Regions from separate parts of the Mus musculus genome. Here all the other regions are linked to region 2. Evidence: chromatin loops called from intact Hi-C (ENCODE). Cell type or tissue: heart. All regions are shown on one strand.

What was found. Hi-C counts contacts between places; a loop is a spot of excess contacts. Peaks named below come from ENCODE experiments on the same cell type or tissue, not always from the same donor. Only the 100,000 strongest peaks of a DNase experiment are listed, where the experiment ranks them.
Region 1: a loop joins it to region 2, with 6 times the contacts of the local background. A loop is called at or near these places in 17 of 42 quality-filtered maps.
Region 3: a loop joins it to region 2, with 5 times the contacts of the local background. A loop is called at or near these places in 18 of 42 quality-filtered maps.
Region 4: it touches region 2 in a loop (2.1-fold over the local background); 20 of 42 quality-filtered maps call a loop at or near these places.
Region 5: a loop joins it to region 2, with 2.8 times the contacts of the local background. A loop is called at or near these places in 2 of 42 quality-filtered maps.
Region 6: it touches region 2 in a loop (4-fold over the local background); 15 of 42 quality-filtered maps call a loop at or near these places.

Annotation. Positions count from the first base shown.
Region 1 is chr15:100,548,147-100,552,146 of GRCm38, forward strand. Tfcp2 (transcription factor CP2) reads right to left here and starts at 3,862. Exons shown (of 16, transcript NM_033476.3): 1 at 3,764-3,862; 2 at 3,179-3,335. The coding sequence starts at 3,300. In heart, CTCF peaks have their summits at 1,298 (motif pointing left) and 2,334; a DNase peak (open chromatin) is centred at 3,875; H3K4me3 peaks cover 1,737 bases; H3K27ac peaks cover 1,348 bases.
Region 2 is chr15:100,610,302-100,614,301 of GRCm38, forward strand. C330013E15Rik (RIKEN cDNA C330013E15 gene) reads right to left here. Exons shown (of 2, transcript NR_045701.1): 2 at 3,839-4,000. Among named protein-coding and RNA genes, the nearest start is that of C330013E15Rik, 2.8 kb to the right of the region's middle. In heart, a CTCF peak has its summit at 2,341 (motif pointing left); a DNase peak (open chromatin) is centred at 3,520; H3K4me3 peaks cover 838 bases; H3K27ac peaks cover 286 bases; H3K27me3 peaks cover 229 bases.
Region 3 is chr15:100,535,746-100,539,745 of GRCm38, forward strand. The region is part of intron 2 of Tfcp2 (transcription factor CP2); the gene reads right to left. Among named protein-coding and RNA genes, the nearest start is that of Tfcp2, 14 kb to the right of the region's middle. In heart, a CTCF peak has its summit at 2,346; no DNase peak of the experiment used is centred here.
Region 4 is chr15:100,467,085-100,471,084 of GRCm38, forward strand. It overlaps Letmd1 (LETM1 domain containing 1), which reads left to right and starts at 1,927. Exons shown (of 9, transcript NM_134093.3): 1 at 1,927-2,161; 2 at 2,601-2,752. The coding sequence starts at 2,040. It overlaps 5330439K02Rik (a long non-coding RNA gene), which reads right to left and starts at 1,283. Exons shown (of 3, transcript XR_001781773.2): 1 at 1,217-1,283. In heart, CTCF peaks have their summits at 1,685 (motif pointing right) and 1,888; DNase peaks (open chromatin) are centred at 857 and 1,917; H3K4me3 peaks cover 2,558 bases; H3K27ac peaks cover 1,455 bases.
Region 5 is chr15:99,970,890-99,974,889 of GRCm38, forward strand. It overlaps Larp4 (La ribonucleoprotein domain family, member 4), which reads left to right and starts at 1,891. Exons shown (of 16, transcript NM_001024526.2): 1 at 1,891-2,094. The coding sequence starts at 2,077. 2310068J16Rik (RIKEN cDNA 2310068J16 gene) reads right to left here and starts at 2,398. Exons shown (of 1, transcript NR_028124.1): 1 at 1,278-2,398. In heart, no CTCF peak of the experiment used is centred here; DNase peaks (open chromatin) are centred at 1,912 and 2,692; H3K4me3 peaks cover 2,851 bases; H3K27ac peaks cover 2,219 bases.
Region 6 is chr15:100,681,128-100,685,127 of GRCm38, forward strand. It overlaps Cela1 (chymotrypsin-like elastase family, member 1), which reads right to left. Exons shown (of 8, transcript NM_033612.2): 4 at 3,453-3,578; 5 at 1,760-1,896; 6 at 16-161. Among named protein-coding and RNA genes, the nearest start is that of Cela1, 4.8 kb to the right of the region's middle. In heart, a CTCF peak has its summit at 2,149; a DNase peak (open chromatin) is centred at 1,994; H3K27ac peaks cover 287 bases; H3K27me3 peaks cover 422 bases.

The sequences.
Region 1 (4,000 bases), 62 kb before region 2:
AAACCAGTAAAGAACATCCCTCCATGGCCTCTGCATCAGCTCCTGCTTTCTGACTTGCTTGAGTTCCAGTCCTGACCTCCTTTGGTGATGAACAGCAGTATGGAAATGTAAGCCGAATAAACCCTTTCCTCCCCAACTTGCTTCTTCGTCATGATGTTTGTGCAGGAATAGAAACCCTACGACAGGTACCTTTGGTAAAGAAGATTCAAGAGAAAACATGTTTAGATGAGAAAGGACATCTCATGTGTGCATATGTGCGAAGGCAGAGGGGTGTGTCCTGCTCTACCACTGTCTTATCCTTTGAGACAGGATCTTCTCGCTGAACCATTTCTCCAGATAGGCATGCTAGGCCATGAAGCATGGGGATCCTAGGGTGAAAAGTGCACAGGGCAGCTATTGTGGAGTAAGGCGTACACGGGGCAGCTACTGTGGAGTAAGGCGTACACGGGGCAGCTATTCCTGGCTTTTTCATGGGGTTGCTGGGATTCAAACTGAGATGTTCTTGTGTGGTATGTGCTTATAAGGCAGGTCCACTGGGAATCTTCCCAGACCTAAAAAGGGATTTTATTTATTTAGGGTTTTTTTGTTTGTTTGTTTATTTTGAGACAGTTTCTATGTGTAGCCCTGGCTGTCCTGCAACTCACTCTGTAGACCAGGCTGGCCTCGAACTTAGAGAGACAAACCTGCCTTTGCCTCCTGAGTGCTAGGATTAAAGACACGTGTCACCATCACTGGCAAAAAGATTTTAGATCATAATTTGGTCCTCAGGATTTTTCAAAATAGAAAAAATAGAAGTCAGGACACAATCAAGCTTAAGCACATCACAAAAAGTCTATTTAACTTTTTTTTTTATAAAAGACTATATAAAAGATAAACTGTAAAGATTTTGTGTGTGTGTGTGTATGTGTGTGTTTGCGCGCGCGCATGCATGTATGCTATATTGGCTGTATTGCTATGTGGTCTGATGTCCCAAGTAACAACACCCTCTATTCCAGATTTCAAACAAATTGTCTCCAAGCTTGAGCTTCCTCATGCTCTCCTTAAGTTGGATAGGTTGAGACTTTTGCTCCCTGCATACGTAGGGTCTGCATCACTATCCAACACCAAAGTAGTTCTAGAAAACAGGTTTTTAGCCTTAAGAGTCTCAAGGGGGGAGGGGGGGCTGGCGAGATGGCTCAGTGGTTGAGAGCGCCCACTGCTCTTCCAAAGGTCCCGAGTTCAAATCCCAGCAACCACATGGTGGCTCATAACCATCCGTAACGAAATCTGATGCCCTCTTCTGGAGTATCTGAGAACAGCTACAGTGTACTTATTTATAATAAATAAATAATCTTAAAAATAATTTTAAAAAAGTCTCAAAGGGGAAATTACAACAGGAGAGAAAGACAATAAAACTTATAGGAAAATGGGAAGGAAAAAGGAGTGTGGCTAAAGAATCAATTAGTTGATGATTCAAGGTCCTTGCCACCAAGACTGTGAGAGTCTGAGTTCCATCCTAGAATCCACACAGTGGAAGGACAAAAATCAATTCCTGAACGCTGCCCCTTGACCTCCACAAATGCCATGGGGCGCAGGTGTGCACACACACACACACACACACACACATAAATGGAAGGGGAAAATTCCAACACAAGTAACTATATTTTATCTGAAGACTATCAACAAAGAAATAAAATTCCTTTATCTAGAGAAGAAAGCTAAAATGGCAATGATCCACGTTAGAACCCAAGCCCATGTCACCTTCAAACATAGTCGTCCCACTTTCTCAGGTATTTTCTGCCAATCGCCAAAACAAGGCTAAATTTTTGTTGACAGTTAAAAAACATTTTAATTTCTGAAACTTTTGGGACCTAAGAGGAATCCCATGCATGATCCAAGGCCTGTTATAAGGTTTCTTAAAAATTCTGTCAAGTACAACTTCAGGCGCCTTCAAAAACACTAAATATAGTTACTGTAAAGACAGCGATGATCCCTTTGAGAAGCCTGAACCCCACTCCCTGGTGTGCCTTTCTTTCCTGCGCACACCTCATTTTGCCTTAGACCCCATGGTTGTTGAAGACCTTTAAATAAACTCCAACTCTGCTTCACAGTAACTTATCCTGAATTCTTTCTCTGTGGCACAGTCAAAAATCCAGCTTTAGGCTGGGCTGTGGTGATTCACACCTTTGATCTCAGCGCTTGGGAGGCGGAGGCAGGCAGATCTCTGAGTTCCAGGCCAACCTGGGCTACATAGAGAAACCCTGTCTCAAAAAAATAAATAAATAATAAAAAAAATTCCAGCTTTCCCTAAGCTGTGATTCCTGAGAGGAAGAAAACTCCCAGCAGTGGGGGGCAGTGTTTCCCACCCATCTTCCCTAACAAAAGGATATTTCTGCCTGATGCATAGGTGCTTAGGAACATCAAAAAGTTATCGGTGCCATTTTTTACTATGTAGCCAAACATGGTCTTGAGCTCCTAATCCCCCTCTTGCTGAGTGCTGGGTGCTGGTATTTCAGTTGTGCACTAGTACTCTCGTCTTTCTTTTGTCTTTTTGTTGTTGTTGTTGGGGTTTTTTTTGTTGTTGTTGTTTTTTCAAGACAGGGTTTCTCTGTGTAGTCCTGGCTGTCCTGGAACTCACTCTGTAGACCAGGCTGGCCTCGAACTCAGAAATCCGCCTGCCTCTGCCTCCCGAGTGCTGGGATCAAAGGCGTGCGCCTCTTTGTCACTTTTTAGACATTCTCAGCTCAAGTTTCCAAAGACAGGAACCCTGGAAGAAAACCTTAAAACAAGTCTGTTGTAAGAGACAGCTGTCTGTGGACTTCTTGTCCAAGGTATCCCATCTCTTCCCAACAAGTCGTCAACCTTGAACCTCAGTTCCCAGCTGCCGGACTTCTTTAGATATCCCTCAACTGCCCCTTCTTCACGTGAATCCAGACATACCCAAGCATACAGTCAGTGTCCAAGTCTCCTACACCATCTGGATGCAAGGGCCCTACAGAGTTGACTCTAGAGTCTTTCCTGTCCTCCCATACCACTACTACTCAAACCAGAGGATGGGGGAGGTAGGGAGGTGTAAGGGGGGGGGTAATCTGCCCACCAAGCTGCAGGCTGTTCTCTTAAACTGTACAGCCGCCCTCCCACCTTTCAAGATCCTGCCTTTGTTATTAAGAAGGTAAGGTCTGGGAGGCATCTCACTCACCTCATACTATAAGCACCAGCACCCAGTTCCTGGCCAATGCCGGACAGGCTAGCATCAAAGTCCTGCACAAGCCCCGACTCGATCACTTCGTCGGCTAGCGGCAGCTTCAGAGCCCAGGCCATCCCGGCTCCTTCCTTGCCCCAACAGGCGCCGGCTCCTGTACAAAGGCGCGGAGCGTAACTCTACCCGGCAGACAGCACAGTGGAAGTCAGCTACAAACCCAGCTCCTCGCGCAGCGCCCCAAGCCTGACCTACGGGCTGCACCCTGGCTACTCCTCGGGAGCCCCGGTGACAGGAATCCCTCCCGTTCGGCTCTCGGGATCGTGAGGCACCAGGTCCCGCCGGAGCTCAGCCGGACTCGGGCTCTCTGAAGCCCACCGGTCGGTCGCTCGGCGTCCTCCGCTCAGCCTCAAAGCGGAGACGCGCAGGACACCGGGCGCTCCGAGCGTCCCCTCCGCCCCCCTAGGTGGAAAGCTCCTCCCTCCGGGCATCCGCACTTTCCCTCAGGCCTCGCTTCCGGTCAACCAGATAACTTCCGGTCACCGATTCTTCTCCCCGCCCCCCCACTCCGCTCTCAGCACAAACCCAGGGTTCCTCCGAGCCGTCCCCACACCCTCCTTAGCCACCACGACCGCCTGGAAGCGTGGACAGCGAAAGTTCGGCGCAGACTCGAAGCGCAAACCCGCCCCCAGCGCCAACCAATCAGGACGTCCGCTACGGCCATGGCGCAACGTCACCATCCATCTACCAATGAAGAAGAGACTGGTTCTGTCTTCGCAGCGGTGATAGGCTATCGACGCGAAGGCTTCCGCCCCCGGAGTA
Region 2 (4,000 bases):
TCAGAATCAATCTACTCCAGGGTGCATTAAAAGAGTTCATTAGTATCATCTTTGGCTTCTTCCCTCTTCATCTCAAGATTATTATTGCTGCCCCCCCCCACTACCTCCCAGACAGGATCACACTATGTGGCCCTGACTGTTCTCTAGATAACACTCTGTGAGTCTGGCCCCAAACTCAGACATCTTCCTGCCTCTGCCTTCACTCCTTCCTAGGTTCTACAGAAACACCCAGCAAGTGCCACACCCAGAACTGCTCTGACAAAGGGCCTCTGCCCTGAAGTGCCTGAAGTGATTAAGGAGATCAGAAACGTGAAAACAAGTCAGAAAACAGCAGACTGTGAAGGAGGAAGGGAGACAGACAGACAGACCGAGGGGTGGGGCAGGGGTTGGGGGAGAGAGAGGTGAAGACATACTGATTTTCATTTTGCTTCCACAGGGTCCGCCTTCCAAGTGCTGGGATTAGTAGAGATGTGCCTATTATACCACTATCGATTTCTTCCCCTCTGATCCCTCCATTATCCACCCCCTTAATTTTCTTTCAATTTCATATGCTCTTTTTTTACCCCATTATTTTCTTAACTTTCCTTATTATCTGTGCATTTGTCTGCATGTACGTATGTGCACCATGTGCACACCCTGTGCCCTGTGGTCCGGAAGAAGGTGTCAGATCCCTACAGTTCCTGACTGTTGTAAGTTGCCATGTGGATGCTGGGAACCAGGCCCAGCCCTCTGTGAGCATGGCAAGCATTCTTAACCACGAGCCATCTTTCTAACCCTCATCTATATTACTTCTTCAAAAGTTTCAGTTATACTGGCAAGGTGGCTTGGCAGGCAAAGGCAACCTGCATGCCTTGTAAGCCCAGAGACCAGAGTTCTTTATGTAGAGCTAGAAGGAGAGAACTGTCTCCACAGAGCTGTCCTCTGGTCTTTTATACATGTGCCATGCATGACACAAGTGCCCACATGTACACACCACACACACATGTACACAATAATTAGTAATGCTACCTTGAGATGTAATAGATATATAACAAGCTGTACATGTTTATAATATACAATTGGACCTTTTTCACTCTTTGGAGAGGGTCTCACTATGTAACCGAGGGTGGTCTTGAACTCATGATTCTCCTGAGACAGTCTCTTCGGTGCTGGGTTTGCAGGTGTGCACCAGCATGTCCATTTTGTTGGTTTGTTTGAGACATGATCTCTCTACAATAGTTTGCCTGTCCTGGATCTCGCTCAATGTAGACCAGGCTGGCCTCAAACTTACCTCTATTAAGACAATCAATCCCCCAAAGAAAGACATACCCCAGCCCAACCTAAATCTAGAAAAATCCTTATTGAGACTCATTCCCAAGGGGTTCTGTATTGTCAAGCTGACAATGAAAACCAACCATCACAAAGCCAAATGTGAAATGGTACGTTGTAGCTCAGTTCAACAGACAAGATAATCACATTCAATAAAAACGTCTGGGCATCATTTATGTGCAGTGACCACAAGACCAGAGAGGCCATTGGATCCCCTGGAACTGGAGTTACAGATGGTTGTGAGGTGCCACGTAGGAGCTGGGAATTAAACCTGGGTCCTCTGAAAGGGCATCCAGTGCTCTTAATCACTCAACCATCTCTCCAGTCCTAAGAAAAGTAAGTGCTGGAATACAGTTCCCTACTCAAATGGCCAGTCTTAAAAAAAAACAAAACAAAACAAAACAAAAAGACAAAACAAAACAACCAACTCACTCTGCACAGGAACCACTTACGACAGAGATGAAGGTCTTTAAATCCTGACAAATGGCCCATGAGACTTAGCAACTCACTGTTGACCGTTACAGGAGAAAGTGGTTTCCTCTCAGTCACATGATCCCGCGTCATGTTCACCCTCCGCCTGTCTTGTCCTGTATTTCAATAAATTCTTTGTCTTTTCCTGCCCTGGGTAAGGGTTTTTTTGTTTTGTTTTGTTTTGTTTTTTCTTCAAAATTCGCGCTGTCAGCTTCCAGATGCAAGTTTTCTAAATCTCCTTCTAAACTCCTTTCCTTTCTCTTCTGCCCTCACAGCTGGCCATTAATTCACATTTAGGTCACTCTACATTAGATTTTAATTTCTATGTTTTATGAAATGGAATCCTTTCTGCCGTGTGTATTATTCTTTTGGAAGTAGAGTCTTATGTTGTTTGGACTGGTCTTTAACTCCTGAGACCAAGGTTCTCCTGCTTCAGCCTTCCAAGTTCCTACAGCTATATTCTTATATATATCAGGAGGCTGTTATTGAACCTGGAACCACCTGCATCTAAGGGCCGCCTGTGTCTGCCTCCCTAGCTGCTGCCCTCTGCTGGGTGCTGGGTGCTGGGTGCCCAGGCTCAGGTTCTTATTGGTTGTAGAGCCAATGTTTTACCAGTGAGCCATCTCCCCAATCTCTTCCTTAAAGCTTATTTTTAAATTTAAATTTATTATTTATTTTTTTTAAAGATTTATTTATTTATTTATTTATTATATGTAAGTACACTGTAGCTGTCTTCAGACACTCCAGAAGAGGGCATCAGATCTTGTTACAGATGGTTGTGAGCCACCATGTGGTTGCTGGGATTTAAACTCAGGACCTTTGGAAGAGCAGTCAGTGCCCTTAACCTGTGAGCCATCTCTCCAGCCCCTATTAACTTATTTTTAAATTTAAATTTAGTATTGCTAATTTATGTCTGTGTGTGTAGGCACTTGTGGAGGACAGAGGGCAACTTTCAGAAGTTGGTTTCTCCTTCCACTATGGGTTCTGGGGACTGTCCTCAGGTGATCTGGCTTTCATGGTTTGTATTTTACCTGCTGAGGTACAGCAGCACCCACAAACACAGGTGCATACACAAACACGAATACTCAAAATGTAATTATAAAATGTTTTATGTTTTGTTTTTTTCTTTAAAAAAGACCCACATGACCATGTGACTTTTCTACTTAAAACTCTTCAGTGGCAAGTCAGGGTCCTCCGGACAGAAGGCGTGTTTCCACCCAGGCTCTGCCCTGGGCTCAGCACTGCCTGGCTCCTGCTTCCTCTTCAGCTTCATCTCCCACCAGTCCTGCCTTCTGTGATCTGGCCGCACTCTCTGAGCGCTATGGTATGAGTGATGTCTTCCTTTTCGCCGGGGATCTTCTTCACTTGTTTAGTGGCTATGCACTCCTCAAATTTCGTCTCAGGCATCATTTCCCCCGGGAAACCGTCCCTTAAGGAGAAGATAGTAGGCCCTCATCTATGTGCGCTTCCTGGCATCGCAGGTGTACTCGTTGTCTCTAAAGGCCGCACTACGATTACAGTGGCTTTTCTAGGCTGTTAGTTTCAAAATGGTGGAAGACTCTGCCCGCCTCGTCGCAGTTGTTTCTCTAGCACCTAAGATGGGGCCTGACACAGTGGGCATTCATTAAGTAGTTGCTACATTCCTGTAAGAAAGCGTGTTTGCTAAGTGAACAAACACCGATGCGCCCTGCTGTCCGGGACTGGAGCCAGCTGCTACTTAGCTCCACCTGGTGGAAACAGCAGCGGCCTGCAGCTCCCCATTTCCCGCGGGGTGCTCCTGCATCCCCAGGCCTTGGGTTCAGGATATTAAGCAAAGTATCAGGCACCTAGCATAGGAGCGATCGACCAAGCCGAGAGCAGCTATCACGTTCAGGAGTCAGCCCTAGGAGGGCCTGGATATTGAATTAACCTTTTCTTCATAAGACAGTGGTCCTTGGAATGGTTACCCCATAGCAGCATCTGACTTTTTAAATTTATGTTGTTGCTACTATTGTTTTTATTTCATATGTCTATGGATACTTTGCTTTAGTCAAGGAAATGTAAATACCACAGTCTTTATGATACTGATTTAATCCAAATCAAATTAATATAAATACTTAATGGGAACTTAAAAAATACCCAAGAGAGTTCCCTAACATCCTTTAGTTAGCGCAGCCTAGTTAGGGGATGCTCTGTGTGCTGACAGGAAACCAAAATGGAAATACTGACCCGGAACCTGGGA
Region 3 (4,000 bases), 75 kb before region 2:
AAAAGGATAAACTGGAGATGTAGACTAATTGGTACAGTGCTTGCCTAGCATACATAAGACGCAGCACATGATCTGCATGCATCCCAGCATAAACCAGGTCTAGCAGATCGGTCCTTTAATCCTACACTTGGGAGGTAAAGGCAGGAGGATCAGACCCAGTGATATGGCTCAGTAGATGAAACACGCCACACAAATAGACAAATGGATGATCCTCAGCAACACAGTAAGCTCATGGCCACACTGGGATACAAGAAACCCTATCGTGAAAAACATGGCTATGAGTCCAGAGTGTGAGAGAAGCGCGAGAGGGACAATGGGCAGCACACTACGGAGACTACTGACCAGAGGCTGCTGCACGCATGCTCTGTGGACATACACAGCAGCACAGGAGAGACGGTATACCACACAACATGGAAGCTTCTGCATGCTCTGCAGATGTACACACTGCCCTCTTCATCTGAGGCAATGATTGGTCTCTAATTCTTAACTATGCTTTAACCTTTTCCCTTCAGGCCTACCAGCTTTGAAGATGCTCTCTCCTAGAAAGAGCCTAGAGAACCAAGAGGGACAGGTGTGACGACATCTGGAACAAGGCTAACAACAGCCAGCCCTCGAGGAAGTCAGAACTAACACGGACAATAAGTTGCATGAACTTCCACCTGCCTCGCTCAGCTGCCAATTTCTCAAGAAGGGAATTCCACAGGTACACATTACTGAGACAGAGAAAACGGAGGGTGGTTAAAAATCACATAGAGTACTCACCAGCTACAAGTATAAAAAAGGAAGCTTTTCTTAAAGCAACGGTACTGAAAAAGTATGCAGAATATATATTTATATACATACACACTCATACCCACACATGCACACACATACCACACTCATACATGCATGCACATACATACCAGATACCACATATACCCAATATAGACACCACACACACACATTTGCACATACACACCAGATACCACACCTACCATATACACACCACACTCAAACATGCATGTATGTACACACCACACATACTATCACATGCATGCACACATACCACATGCACACTGACAGACCACACATACTCACACACACATACACACACACACACATCTCAGAACAAGCTGAAGCTGAAACCCACAATGTTCGGAGACCTATGGTACAGACTCACTCTTTGATATAATTACTACTAATTAATATGAAGCAGATAAGACCTCTCCATTCCTGTTTTTCTTCTATGTTTTCTGTCAAGAAAGATAATTTTTATAGACGAAAAACCATCAATAGGCAAAATAAATGAGTAAAAAAATAAAGATACCTGCCACAATGTTCAAACACTTTAAAACTATTTCTTTTCTTTTTAAAGATTTATTTATTATATGTAAGTACACTGTAGCTGTCTTTAGACGCACCAGAAGAGGGCATCAGATCTTGTTACAGATGGTTGTGAGCCGCCATGTGGTTGCTAGGATTTGAACTCAGGACCTTCAGAAGAGCAGTCGGTGCTCTTACCTGCTGAGCCATCTCACCAGCCCTAAAACTATTTCTTTAGAGAAGGAAAAATATATTTTATTGGCAACATGGTTATAGCATTAACTTGTTCTTTTAAAAGACAGCTAGGCGTGGCTCACACTATAGCCCCACTCAGCAGATGCAGCAAGGCCAGCTCAAAGCCAGCCTTTGGAAGCTAAGTTGGAAGCTAGCTAAGGCAACCTAAGACCTTGTCTCAAAAAAACTTAACACCAAAATGAAACAAAAGATAATATAGGCGAGACATTGAGGCTTGGGTATTAATCTAGTATTCAGGGGAGACTCGGGATAGGTCACAGATTAAGGGCAGCCTGAATTACATAGGGAAACGATGTCTTTTTTCTTTTGTTTGTTTGTTTGTTTGTCTGTTTGTTTTCAAGACAGAGTTGCTCTGTGTAGCCCTGGCTGTCTTGGAACTCATTCTGTAGACCAGGCTGGCCTCGAACTCAGAAATCCACCTGCCTCTGCCTCCCAAGTATGGGATTAAAGACGTGCGCCACTACTGCCAGTCTGGGAAACCTTGTTTTACAAAATCAAACACATCAATATTTAATAAGTAACATAAGCTGAATTGTTATATTATATTATGAGATGGTTATGTGTTTTAATATCTTAAACTTTTAAAAATATACCGTGTTTTCTCTCTCTCTCTCTCTCTCTCTCTCTCTCTGGGTGCGTGCGTGCGTGCGTATACCTTAGTATCTTCCATTGTATTCATTCACCATCACTATTAGGTTTTGTTGGGAGCAAAGTACTTTGTAGAAGCTTACCTGCTATCTTAATAACAAAATACTCCTAAAACATAGTGGTTTAAGAAATAATTTACAGCTAGGTGGCGGTAGTGCGTTTCTTTAATCCCAGCACCAAGTGGATCTCTAAGTTCAAGGCAGCCTGGTATACAGAGGGAGTTCCAGTCCAGCCAAGGCTACATAGAGAAACCCTGTCTCAATTCCCACCCCACACCCATAAGAAAAAAAAAAAATCAAAAAGAACACAGATAAATGGCTTAATGATGCAATTCAAAAAGCTAGAAGAATAAGAACAAATACAAGCCCAGCTGATGGCAAGAAATAATCAAATAAAAAACAAAACAAGTGCCGGGCGTGGTGGCGCACGTCTTTAGTCCCAGCACTCGGGAGGCAGAGGCAGGCAGATTTCTCAGTTCAAGGCCAGCCTGGTCTACAAAGTGAGTTCTAGGACAGCCAGGGCTACACAGAGAAACCTTGTCTCGAAAAACCAAAAGCAAAAAAAAAAAAAAAAAAAAAAAAAAAAACAAAAACAAAGCAGAAACAAAGAAAACAGTCCAAAGAATCAATAAATCTTAGAGCTATTTTCTTTGGGAAGATAAATTCTACAGATCCTTGGCACAATTAATGAAAAGAAATAGATGACTTAAATTAACAGTCAGAAAAGAACAGGGAAACACTACAATAGACATCATAGAAATTTAGAATACTGCACATGAGTGTTTGCACTCAGTCTGCACAGAGTCGCCCACACGTTTAATCCCAGCACCCAGGAGGCAGAGGCAGGCAGCTCTCTGAGTTTGAAGCCAGCCTGGTCTATACAGTGAGTTCTAGGACAGCCAAGGCTATTACATAGAGAAACCCTGTCTCAAAAAAAACTAAACAAGCAAACAAACAAATAAAGCTTGTAGTCTAATTAAGCAGTACAATGTAAAAGAAATGGATTTCTAGACTGAAAATTACCAAAAGGAAAACAAGAAGTCAACAACCTAAACATCAAATAAGGGGACTGAAATAGTAATAAAAAACCTTCCAGCTAAAAAGTAAAGGCATTCGGGACCAGATTCACAACAAGAAGACTAGCTGTAGCTATTTAAACTATTAAGAATAAGGAAAGAAACAGGAGCATTCCCAGACTCCTGCTGTATCAATCTAATACCTACACCAGGGGCAGACACAGCAACAACAGCAAAGAAAACTACAGGCCAATATCCCAGATGAACAAAGACTCAAAAATACACAATAAAATACTTTCAAACAATATAGCAAACATTAAAAAAAAAATTATACACCATGATCAAGATGGCTTTATCTCTGAATTCAGGGATGGTTCAACATATACACATCAATGCAATAAACTACATTAATGGCCTAAAGACAAAAACAAACAAACAAACAAACAAAACAAAAAAACCACACGATTATCTCAATAGAAGCTGAAAAAGCCTTTTATAAATCCAGCATACCTTGATGATAAAAGTCCTAGAAATGTAGGGCTAGAGGGGCCATGCCGCAACACAATAAAAGCAATGTACGAGAAACCCGCAGCCAACCACATCCTCAATCAGCGGCTCCCAGCCTTCCTAACGCTGCTCCTCAGCAGTGCTGAGCCCTAGCCGCAAGCTTATTGTGATGCTACTTCACACTGTAATGTTGCTACTGTTGTAAGTCGTAACGTAAGTATCTGATATGGGGGTTGTGACACACAGGTTGAGAACTGCTGTTGCCCATGGAAG
Region 4 (4,000 bases), 140 kb before region 2:
CTGTTTGTTTTTTTTTTTCCATTTTTTATTAGGTATTTCGCTCATTTACATTTGCAATGCTATACCAAAAGTCCCCCATAGCCACCCACCCCCTCTCCCCTACCCACCCACTCCCCTTTTATGGCCCTGGCGTTCCCCTGTACTGGGGCATATAAAGTTTGCGTGTCCAATGGGCCTCTCTTTCCAGTGATGGCCGACTAGGCCATCTTTTGATGCATATGCAGCTAGAGTCAAGAGCTCCGGTCCTGTTTGTTTTTAAATGTTTATCTTTGTGCATGTATGTGAGCATTCGTGTGTGGTTCGTCCGAGTGGATGTATAATGAATGCCACACGTCAGTCAGAAGACAACCTGAGATGTCTGTCCTGTCTGCCACTTTGGGAAAGGGTCTTTTCTCAGTCTCTTTTCCCTGCAGGGCGTTCCAGACAAGCTGGCCTCCGAGATTCTGGACATTTTCCTATTTCTACCTCTCACCTTCCCCACTGCAGTGCTGGGATTATAAATGTACGCACTGTGGGCTGGACAGAGAGAGACAGACAGAGACTGAGCTTGTGTGCACACACACTCGTTACCTGTATGTCAGTGGAAGGGGAATGGAAGAAGAAATACTCAGCAGCTATGTGAGGAAATGAATCCGTAGAATCCGTATCACATTTTTTCTTTTTGTAGTTTGTGTACATGTTTGCGCATGCCTGGTGTTGGATATGCACATATCTTTTTTTTTTTTTTTTGGACAGGGTCCCCTCTAACCCTGTAACTTGCTAACTTGGCTAGACTGGCTGGCTAGCAAGTGCCAGGGCTCCTCCTGCCTGGGTCTCAGCTCTAAAGAAGCTCCGGGTTCCCCTGCACAGAGGCCAGGACGTGGGTGTGTTGGGGGTGGGGTGGGGAGGCGGTCATAGGCACAGACCACCGTGCCCAGCTTTTGGCGTTAGAGTCAGGGATTGAACTCAGGTCCTTAAGCTTACTCAGCACTTTACCCAGGACGACCTCCCCCCCCCCGCCCCCCCCCCCACACCCTGGACTACACAAAATGCCCTCCCTTTAGTTTGTTCTCCCAGGCAGTGCCTTTCCATTTCTGTTAGAAAACCGTCTGTGACTGCGCTCGTGTCTCCTGGGAGTTCTATTAGCGAGCCGGAGACACCGTAGTTGAGGGACTTAGAAGCTACCTGAGAACCGAGAGAACCCATCTTTTGGTCATTTTCTATCCTACCTACCTACCTCCTCTTGCAGAGAACAGCTTTGCAACTGTTCAAACCACCAGCCCTCCAAACACGGAGATGTTCTACAGACGTGGGAGCTTTTGCAAACATGCAAACATTTCATCCTTCGATCTTCACAGAATTCTGCAACACAGGTACAACCCACATGAAGTTCACCGAAGTGACCTGTCCAAGGTCCCCCACACTAAACCTGACTGCAGACGCATGGCTTCAGCGTGCTTCACGTCCGTTAAAATGCCTATGGACACAAGAGGGCCGTCGACTCTCGCGGACAGCTGGACGCCTAGAAACCCTTCCGAGTTTCAAGTAGTCATTTCTCCAAAAAATATCCACCGCGCACCTACTCCGTGACAAGGGCGCGTGAGGACCAGAAAGCGAGGGTTGGAAAGGGGTTCTACACCTGCCGCCAGATTGATGGAGGGCGGAGCCCTGCCGGCCGCCGCCACTAGAGGGCGCAGCGCCACCCCGCGCCGCCGCCATCGGGGCCACGACCCCGGGCTCCCACAGAGGTCAAGGGCAGCGCCCGCGGCCCCGAGCCCCCAGGGACCGACGAGGGCACTGGGTTCCTCAAGGAGACGCCGTCCTCGGCTCACGATAGCGACCTCAGGCTGGGCCGGCGCTCGCTCCCTCGGGGAGGCTCGCTTCCGGTCCTGCGCGCGGAAGCGTCGCCGCGTCCAATCCGGGTCCCCGCCCGGGCTCGCCCGGGGGGCGCGGGGCGGCTCGCAGCCGCCTGTCGGCGTGGAGGGGCGGCGCGTGCGTGCTGCGGGGCGCACTCTGACCCGGAGACGACCTCTCTCCGCGCTCCCTCCCCTGCTGTGAAGATGGCGCTGTCCAGGGTGTGCTGGGCTCGGGCTGCTCTGTGGGGTTCGACTGTCGCCCCTGGACCCTTTGTCACCCGGAGGCTGCAGCTGGGCCGCTCTGGCCCTGCGTGGCGAGCCCCTCGGTGAGGGCCCTGGAGAAAGAAGAGCATTTTTGATGTAGAAGCCCTTCCAGCGGCTCAGCCTCCGCCTCTCGGGATCCCCTGCCTTGGGCCCTGGGTTTTGCTTTTCCATGCAGGATTCCCACCGAACGCCCGTCCCTGTCCCTCTCCGTACTCCGTGTCCACCCGATTGTCCCCGCACATCCTGAGCTCATCTTTCAGCTTCCCCTTCCCATCTCTCCATGGCTTCAGCTTGCATTCTCCTGGCCCCGCAGGCTTTGCGCACGCTCCACGCTCACACCTTTCTGCATGATCTGCCCCTCTCATACCAACCCTAACCCTGAGCTTGGGTTTTCAGAAGAGTTCTGGCAATCGCTCTCAGAAACCGTATGTTTACCGAGGGGTCCTACGTACCGAATGGCTTCTACTCCTTCGCAGATAGTCTCTTTGGTCTTCGTTGTAGGTCTTCAAAGCTTCACCTTTCTCCGAAGGCGGACGTGAAGAACTTGATTTCTTACGTGGTGACCAAGACAAGAGCGATTAACGGATCGTACCATCGTTTCTTGGGGCGTCATTTCCCCCGCTTCTATGCCTTATACACAACCTTCATGAAAGGTAAACGCTAACATTGAGAAGCCCGAATCTGCTCTTCTGCGTTAGTCACAGTCAGTGAGATTGCAATGTGCCGGGTCCGCTGCTGCGCTGTGAGTTGGGATGTCTTCTCTTCCGTCAGGGTTTGAGCATGAATTCTTACAAATTGTCACTGCCACCTCTTAAATATCCAGATGGATGTTATGGTAGACAAATCCTGACATCACTCGAGAGAGAGCAGAAGATGTAAATATATTCTCATTTCCTTAGAAATTCCTTGTCCTGCTCAGTGCAGACCAGACCCAGGGATTGTTATCATAAGGAAACCAGATTAAATGCTTTGTTTTAAACTCCTTAACACCAGGGCGTCATGGTCGATTAACCCTGAGAGCTCCCCAGCCAGGTAGTAACTCGCTGCTTCGTGGGGCGTGTTTATCACGTGGCCAGCTTAGATAACTTGTAGTGGAAATAGAACTGTAGACACTTGGTTTCTGAATGCTTCCACTCAAAGTGGAGGTCCGCTAGCTATGTTGAGATGATACCTATAATGTCACATGACAGCCCTGGAACCAAAATGCCGGATTCAAATCCCATTTGTGACTTAGACTGTGCACTGGCGCTAGTGACACTTACAGGGTCTTTGGTGTCTCATCTGTAAGGAGGTACTAGAACCTACCTGCTGATTACCTAGTTATGATTATTATTTAGTCATCTAGGAAGAGTGTAGCTCGGGCTGGCCTGGGGCTTTCTGTGTAGTGGAGGATGACCTTGAATTTCTGGTCTCTCTGCCTGCTGGGATGGTAATGCTGAGTGAGCCACCACACCTAATGGTGAAGAGTAGATCAACATATTTAAAAGGCTTAGAACATGGCCTCATTTATTTTAGTATGACAGCTCTATACCAAGTGTCCAATATGTGTTAACTTTTTCTATTGTTGTATTCTATACTTTTATCCACTAATAAAAAAAAATAGAACGTTGCCAACTCTGAATCTTACTCTAATCATTAGCGTCATGGAGTTTATCTAAGAAGTGGAGGTAACAATGGCTGCCTTGTTAGCCACGGGGGTTCTGTGTCTTACAGCCCCACAACCCAGCATCCCAAGGCAGGAGAATCAGGAGGTCTAGGCCAGCCTCAGCTACACAGCAAGGCTGTAACAACAAAAACAACAAACCCCCTCGAAACAAAATACTTAACGACCACCAATCATAGACACATATATGCCTTGTGTTATTTGAAGCCAACCTAGATAACATTTTGGAAGCATTAGA
Region 5 (4,000 bases), 640 kb before region 2:
CATTGTTTGGGATTAGAGATGTGTGCTAAGGGCTGAGCTACACCATAGCTAGAAATAGGTTTTTTCCAGGATATGACAGTCTCAGGGTTCACAGTGTGATCAAACATTCTGCAACTAAGTTTAATGATTGAGATTAAAAAAATAATAGTAATGGCTGGTCGTGGTGGCGCATGCCTTTAACCCCAGCACTTGGGAAGCAGAGGCAATGTAAGAAAGTGAGTCTCTTGTGAGGCAAAGGAAAGGGGGTTATATGGGTTAAGAAAAAGAAAGTTGGGGCTGGGTGTAGTGGTGCATACCTTAATCCCATCACTGAGCAGGTACAGGCAGGAGGATCTCTGAGCTTGAGGTCAACCTGGTCTACAAAGTGAGTTCCTGGACAGCCAGGAATACACAGAAAGATGTTGTCATGGGGAGGTAGACTTGTGGGGAGGGGAAGGGAGAAAGTAAGCAAAAGAAACAGAAAGGAAAGAATTGAAAGGTTAGGCCTGCAGAGATGGTCTAACCTTTTTTGTTAAGAGCACTGGTTGCTTTTGTTGAGGACTCAGGTTCAGTTCCCAGGCATGCAGGAGGGAGCATATACATGCCTGCAGGCAAAGAGCCATATGTATAGAATGAAAATAAATTTTTAAGAAAGATAAAGAGGGCTGGGCATGGTGGCACACACCTTTAATCTCAGCACTCGGTGGGGGTGGGGGTGGGGGTGCACAGGCAGGCGGATTTCTGAGTTCTAGGCCAGCCAGGTCCACAAAGTGAGTTCTAGGACAGCCAAGATCTACACAGAGAAACCCTGTCTCAAAGTGGGGAAAAAAAAAAAAAAAAAAAACAAGAAAACAAGCAAGAGTTGATGAAATGAAAACATCACTTTAAGGTGTTGTTCCAGCATTCAGGTGGCAGATAGGTAGATCTCTGTGAGTTCAAGCCAGCCTGGTCTACAAAGTGAGTTCCGGGAACAACCTAGTCTACACAGAAACCCTGTCTCAAAAAAACGGAAACACACACACACACAAATATATATATGTAAATTTTTTATTTTTTTGTTTTTTTTGAGACAGAGTTTCTCTGTGTAGCCCTGGCTGTCCTGGAACTCCCTCTGTAGACCATGCTGGCCTTGAATTCAGAAATCCGCTTGCCTCTGCCTCCCAAGTACTGGGATTAAAGGCGTGTGCCACCACGCCCGGCTCATGTTTTTTTAAATTAAAAAAAAAAAAAGTGTTTGAAACTGGAGCAATAGAGACTGGTAGAGGAAGAATAACTCTAGTAAAAATAATTAAATATTTGTATACTATTTTATTTGACTATGAAAACATAATAAAGAAGAGATCTAGGCTAATTATTTTTAGTAGAGCATTAAGCATCACAGCGGAGCATCATTATGTTAATGAGACCTGATTCCGAGGGGCTTGGGCTAAAGTTTTATCAAAGTTGTAGCGAAAGGAATCTGACTGTTCCAGCACTCCTCCAACAATACATTCATAGGGTCTTAAGATTAACTTATGCAAAATGCTTAGTAAAGTACAAGCACTGAGTAGCTGAAGAGTATCTTAGCTCCCTCTTCAGCTTTTTTTTTTTTTTTTCTAATGAGGGGCGGGAGGAGCCAGTACGTCATCAGCAGGGGCGGGTGCACTCGGTCGCTTTTTAATCGGACCTAGGTTTTTAACCACGAATCTGCGCAAGGGTTAGCAGTGCGGTGTCAGCTTTTTGGTAGAAAGTACAAATGCTTTAGTGAGCGTTTTGCACAGCCCGGCGCGGCCTCCCGGGCGTCGACCCACACGCGACACGTACCACACACTTTCGCCTTCGCCGCCACAGACGAGCCTGCCGGAGCGAAGCACGCACAGGGGCGGGCAGGCCCTCCGCCCCCGGAAGCAGTTTTCCTCCAGAACCGGAAACAGTTGTTGCTTCCCGGGAGGAGGGACTGGGCGGGTCAGGGCGCAGCGGCTGACGGCGGGGGAGGAGCCGGGTCCACTGCCGGGTGGAGGGGCAAGGCGAGTGTCCTTATCCTACCGACCGGGGCCCGGGCCTGGGAGCCAGTTGGAGTCGCGGCAGCGTGAACGATCGGGCCGAGCGGAAGCAGACATGTTGCTCTTCGTTGAGGTGAGTGGCTCGGGTCGCCCGGTCGGGCTCTGAGAAGAGCCGGAGTGTTCGGGGCGCGGGCCGGTCCCACCGCCATGTGACTTTCCAGGCCGTCCACGCCGCGGAGCCCGACGAGAGGCTGACACAGCACCTGGGCCGTGCAGGCCGTGCAGCCCCGCTGTGCCCTCCGCAGGCCCGAGGAGCCTGTGTGGGTCGAGGCCCCCGGCGGCAGGGAAAGGGAAGGCGGCGCGTCGGGGGCTGGGCTGAGGTGGCGTGAGGAGCCGAGGGAGCCGAGGGTGTCCCATATGGAGCTCCTGAAGGAGGCGAGCGGGCGGGCGGGCGGCGGGGGCGGAGCCTGCGGAGAAAGGGCGATCAGGTGGGCGCGCTGGGGGTGAGCGAGGCCTCGCGGGGCCGCCTGGGACGGAGCGAGCAACATGTGGGAGCGCGGGAGAAGGGGAACTGCGGGCGCGGTGGGGTTTTGTCTCGCTAACTGGGGAGGGGCGTGTTGTTGTTGTTTTTTTTTTTTTTTAAGAGAGTAGAAAGCTCGCCCGCTCCCCCCACCTCCGGACCCCCCAAGCTGCACCAAAATTTTGTTGGGTTGCGTCCGCCGGCTCTGGAACGTTCGAGGGGGGTGCGGGGGGAGAAAGCGAGCTGGTGCGAACGGCGAAGCCCCACAGGGGTCGGAAGCCTTGAAAGGCACCGCTCTGACCTTTTGTAAAAGTTACTCGGGCTGCGGCTGCGTGGTGCGGGTTGATTCCGCGAACCTGTTCGGGGCCAGTTACAAGGAAAATTGCAAAGGAGGAGAGAAACTTAGGTGAAGCCGGGGTTTTGTGGTGGTGTTGGATCGGTGGAAATACCGTTTCTATTGGACCGTCTACCGTCCGCCTGTTTGAGATTTCAAGGTAGTGATTACCTGTCTTAGACAAATAATGAAGTTTAATTTCTCTCGTTTCTGCCCGGTTGTGTTGAGTGAGCATCAGCTGACTGCCTGGCAAATGCTTTGAGTAGATTCCAGATCATATTGTTCTTACATTGTGAAAACGTCAATCCAGCAAAGCTGCAACTTTGCAACTTGGCATTTGTTAACTATGCCCATAAAAAGAATCTTTTCATGAGAGACGGAATCACAGGTTGTATAATGGACTTGGAAGATGGGGCTAACTTAGGGGCAAAGAGTGTTCAGAGTGGTGGTGGGAGAATCTTAGGGTAGTCTGGCATAAAGTAAATAAGCAATTCTTATTTTTCATTGTGTATATTCGTTGTACTTGGTATTGTGTTACATAAGGACATTTTCACACAAACACGTGTATTGTATATTAAGCAAATAACTGCTTATATCTTCTATACTCATTTTCCCTCATTACTGATCTACCTTTCAGTTGATAAGTTTGGGATCCTAAAAATTAGGCGTTAAAGACGCTTAATTAATGTATGCTGAAGGTCAGTAGTATGTATTCATTTGGATATTTGAAACAGTCCACTAAAAATTTCGAACAGTGGACTCAATCTTTCTGTTTATTTTGTTGTTATTAATTTAAGTTCACCTTGGTTTTGAAAAGGACAAGAAATCAGGTTTTATTGTAAGCAGGGCTTAGTTTCCTTTTTAGGAATTACCATGCCGTGCAAATATTGTTCACCCCACCCCCGGAGACAGGGTTTTTTCTTTGTAGCCCTGGCTTACCTGGCACTCCTCTTTAGACCAGACTGGCCTCAAACCCAGAGATCTGACTGCCTCTGCTTCCTGAGCCCTGGGATAAAAGGCATATTTCCAAGTTTAGACATAGTATATGCCTTTACCTCCCAGAGTGCACCTCTACTCCTGGCTCTGCTAATGAATTATTATTGTATTTTCCACCAAACTACTATGTAAATTTAGTTAATATGCTCATTAGTCACTCAGTTCATCATTTTCTCATATGTAGTTTAT
Region 6 (4,000 bases), 71 kb after region 2:
CCTGCATACACTTACCTGGCATCCAGAGCGGACTCCATCTCCACCAGCGCACACCATGGTATTCTTCACAGAGGAGCCCCAGTAAGAGGAGCTGGAGCAGATGCTATAGGACACGCTGGGCAGGTATGCCTGCTGCAGGGTCTGGGCCAGCTCCCCATTGGCTGAATGGGACATCACATTGGAAGTCAGTGCAGGGAAAACTTCCCAAGATCTCCTGACCTGAATGTGGGTCCAGCTTCTGCCAGCTTGTTGCAGGTCATGGGTCCCCCTCTCTCCTCTGTGGGTGGTAGCCACAGCTTCACTGTTCCCAGGCCCTCAACCCCAGGCCTGCAATTGCTTGTTTTCACCCATAGCATGGTCTCCACAACAATTCTGCCTGCTGTGCTGCTTACAGTAGAAGCCCCACAAAACTGCAGACCAGAAGAGGCATTGTAGCCATCCGGTCCTTCCTCCCTCCCTCCCTCCCTCCCTCCCTCCCTCCCTCCCTCCCTCCCTCCTGCCTCTCTTCCTTTCCTTTTTTTTTTGAGGGATGGGGGCCTCATTATAATGCCAGGCTGGCCTTAAACTCCCAGACTCCCTATTTCAGCACCTCAGGCAGCAGTATCTTATTTCCGTCCCTTCCTCTTCCTCCTCTCTTCCCCCTCTTCTTTTTCTTCCTCCTCTTACCTCCTCCTCCTCCTCCTTGTGCTCCTCCTCCTCCTCCTCCTCTTCCTTCTCCTCTTCTTCTTGAGACAGGGTCTCACTACGTAGCCATAGCTGTCCTGGAACTCACTACATAGGACCAACTGGCCTTAAGATCCCCCTGCTTTGATCCCGAGTGCTGGGGTCAGAGGTCAGCACCACTGCCGGCTTTTTCTGCTTCATAGGCTTTTTCTGCTTCATAAGCGTTTATTTAGTTCAGGGGCTGGAGAGATGGCTCAGCAATTAAGAGCGCTTACTGCTCCTGCAGAGGACCTGAGCTCAGTTCCTAGCAGCCATGTTCTTAACCCTGCAGACCCCGCACTTCACACACACAAAGATGCACACACGTACACATAGTTAAAAACGATAAAAACGAACTTTTTTTGTTTGTTTTTTGTTGTTGTTGTTGTTGTTTTCCTTTGTTTGTTTCTTTCGAGACAGGGTTTCTCTGTATAGCCCTGGCTGTCCTGGAACTCACTTTGTAGACCAGGCTGGCCTTGAACTCAGAAATCCTCCTGCCTCTGCCTCCCAAGTGCTGGGATCAAAGGCGTGCGCCACCACCGCCCGGCAAAACAAACTATTTTTAAGAAGAGCTTGTGAGGGATAATGGAAACTTGATCTGGCTTCTTGGAGTCCTCAAAGCAATGTCTGGTGACATCCCTGCCTCGTGTCTTCTCAGTGACACTTACATTCCCACCTTCCTGTCCTGCTCTGTCCCCAGCCCTACCAGCTCATCCCCTGGAACCATCCCATGGTGATGTGAGGACAGCAGAGACCTCTCCTGTGTCTTGTACCTGCATCTATGGCCACCCAGTGTGTTTACTCTGATTCAGTCTGCAGAGGTGCAGCGACCACCAAAGCAAGGTCAGGGACCTCTGACTCAACTATCTCATGTCCTCCTCCTTTAATGTATCGGAGACTTGATCTTTGGTTCCCTAGGTCATAGGTCTCAGGCTATACTGCCTAGGACCACAGAAGAAGATGCCCTAGACACCTAGCCATTTCACCAAACTTCAGTGGTGGGGGGTGGGGGTGGGGGGTGTTGGGGGTGGGGGTGGGGGGAGTGTGGATGACTTACTTCTGGTTCTTCCCCAGCCTGTGATGTAGCAGGGAGAGTTGTTAGCCAGGATGGTTCCCTCCCGGGGCAGAACACCCAGCTGGACATAGTTATTGAGTGTAACACTCTTGGCCAAGCGCAGCAGGGCGATGTCATAGCTGCAGGAGGAAAGATGGCGGCTCACTCACCTGGTAAGGTCTGCCATTCAGAGGACCCAAGTTCAGTTCCAAGCACCCATATCAGGTGCCTGTAACTCCAGCTCTAGGCAATATGATGATTTATTCACACACACACACACACACACACACACACACACACACAGGAGGCAAACGTGGAAGCAGTTGAGCTGCTGGACATTAGATGTGCAACAGCAGCATCTTCTGGTAGAATGTTGGAATTGCAGGCTGGCTCTGCTTTGGTGAACAGAGCCAAACCCATTTAAAAAAAAAAAAAAAAAAAGCAGAGCTCTGCTAGAGTTCTCAAACAGATAAGATTCTGAGACATCTGTCAGAATTATACCAATTACTTGAATCCATCCCTATGCACTCTAAAGAATAGAACACCTTTTTATTCTTCTGTGGTGGGAGCATTAAACTCAGGGTCTCACACATGTAGGCCAGTGTTAGACTGGGATTACAAACTTGAACCACTAGTTTGTCCACTGGGCACCATTTTTTCCTAGTGCTTGTCACAGGGGACTCTTCCACTGAATTATGTCCCCAGCTCTTGCCTTATTATTTTATTTTATTTATTCAGACAAGGGGTTAGGTATTTTTGAGCCCAGGCTATCTTTTTATTCTAACCATGTAGTTGATAATGACTTTGAACTCCTGATCCTCCTGCTATGTTGAAGGGCCTGGGCTTCTTCTCCAACACCAAAGCCCAATCAAAAACAAACAAAATTTCTTTGTCCAGATGAAGTATAATTCATAAAGTGATTAATGACTGTTTGCTCTCACTAGCCCAGAAAGTTCCAGAATGTTCCGAGTGACGTCAGATGATGGTGTATTCCTAGAATCCCAAAACTTGGGTGGCAGGCTAGTGGCCTCCACTATACTGTGAGTTCTTGTCCAGCTTGAGTTACATAAGAGCCTGTCTCAAAAAACCAAAACTAGGGCTGGAGAGTTGGTTCAGCGGGTAAGAGCACTGACTGCTCTTCCTGAGGTCCTGAGTTCAATTCCCAGCAACCACATGGTGGCTCACAACCATCTGTAATGAGATCTGATGCCCTCTTCTGGTGTGTCTGAAGACTGCAACAGTGTACTCGCGGACACAAAATAAACAAATAAATAAATAATCTTTTTAAAAAATAAATAAAAAACAAAACTAAACCAAATTTCCATCCCCAGAAAAACAGAGACATTAAACAGAGAGAAGCCCTCATGGGGTCCAGTTGAGCAGACACACCCACATGAGACCAACTGGGAAATCTTCCTGTGCTCTCAAGACCTCCCCAGTCCGTGTGCTCCTGGTCCTGGGTGAGAATCCAGCACGTGTTCTTTTGCAGGACACGGGGCTCTCTCCCGGGTGCAACCCACTACTCAACAATCCAGAGTACAAAAGCCATAGATGAAGTTTCAGCCAATCCCTCTGTCCGGTGGAGAGCAAGTGAAGGAGACAGATCCGGTGGCCAGGCAGCCCCACCCCAGCCCTCAGCCAGCTTACACACACACACACCACCCCCCACACACCCCCACCCCCCACCCCCACTTACCCTGCAACCACGTTGTTCTTGTTCCAGTAGGGGTGTGACACAATCTTCTGCACGTTCACATACTGCTCGGTGCCGTCATTCTGGCTCAGGTTGTGCTCTCCGACAACCACTCGATAAGTCATGGGGCTGGAGAGAGAGGGAAGCTTGAGGGACCTCCTTTCCCACTGAGAGGAAAGTGTGAGAACGGACTAGCAGTTTAACCCTGGGGTGGGAACTGAGATTCTCAAGCCTAGACAGAGAACAAAACGGGGTTGAAGGTGAGGCAGGACAAGCGCTCTCATTCCCTGAAGTTAGCAGCCGAGGCGGCAGTAAATAGACAGTCAGCTGGACATTTTCAGTTTATTAAGCTAACCAGAGGTAACTTACAGGTTGCACATGTGCGTGCACATGCGCCCGCACAACTTGCGCTTTCTCTATACTGTCCCCGCAAATGTCAACCAGACACAAACAGGCTCAGCCGTGGCCCACTGCCCTGGGAAGCTCAAGCTATGTATTCTTCCAGAAGGCTTAGTCGCTTCCTCCCGTGGGCTCAGGAACCCGGCTGTTTT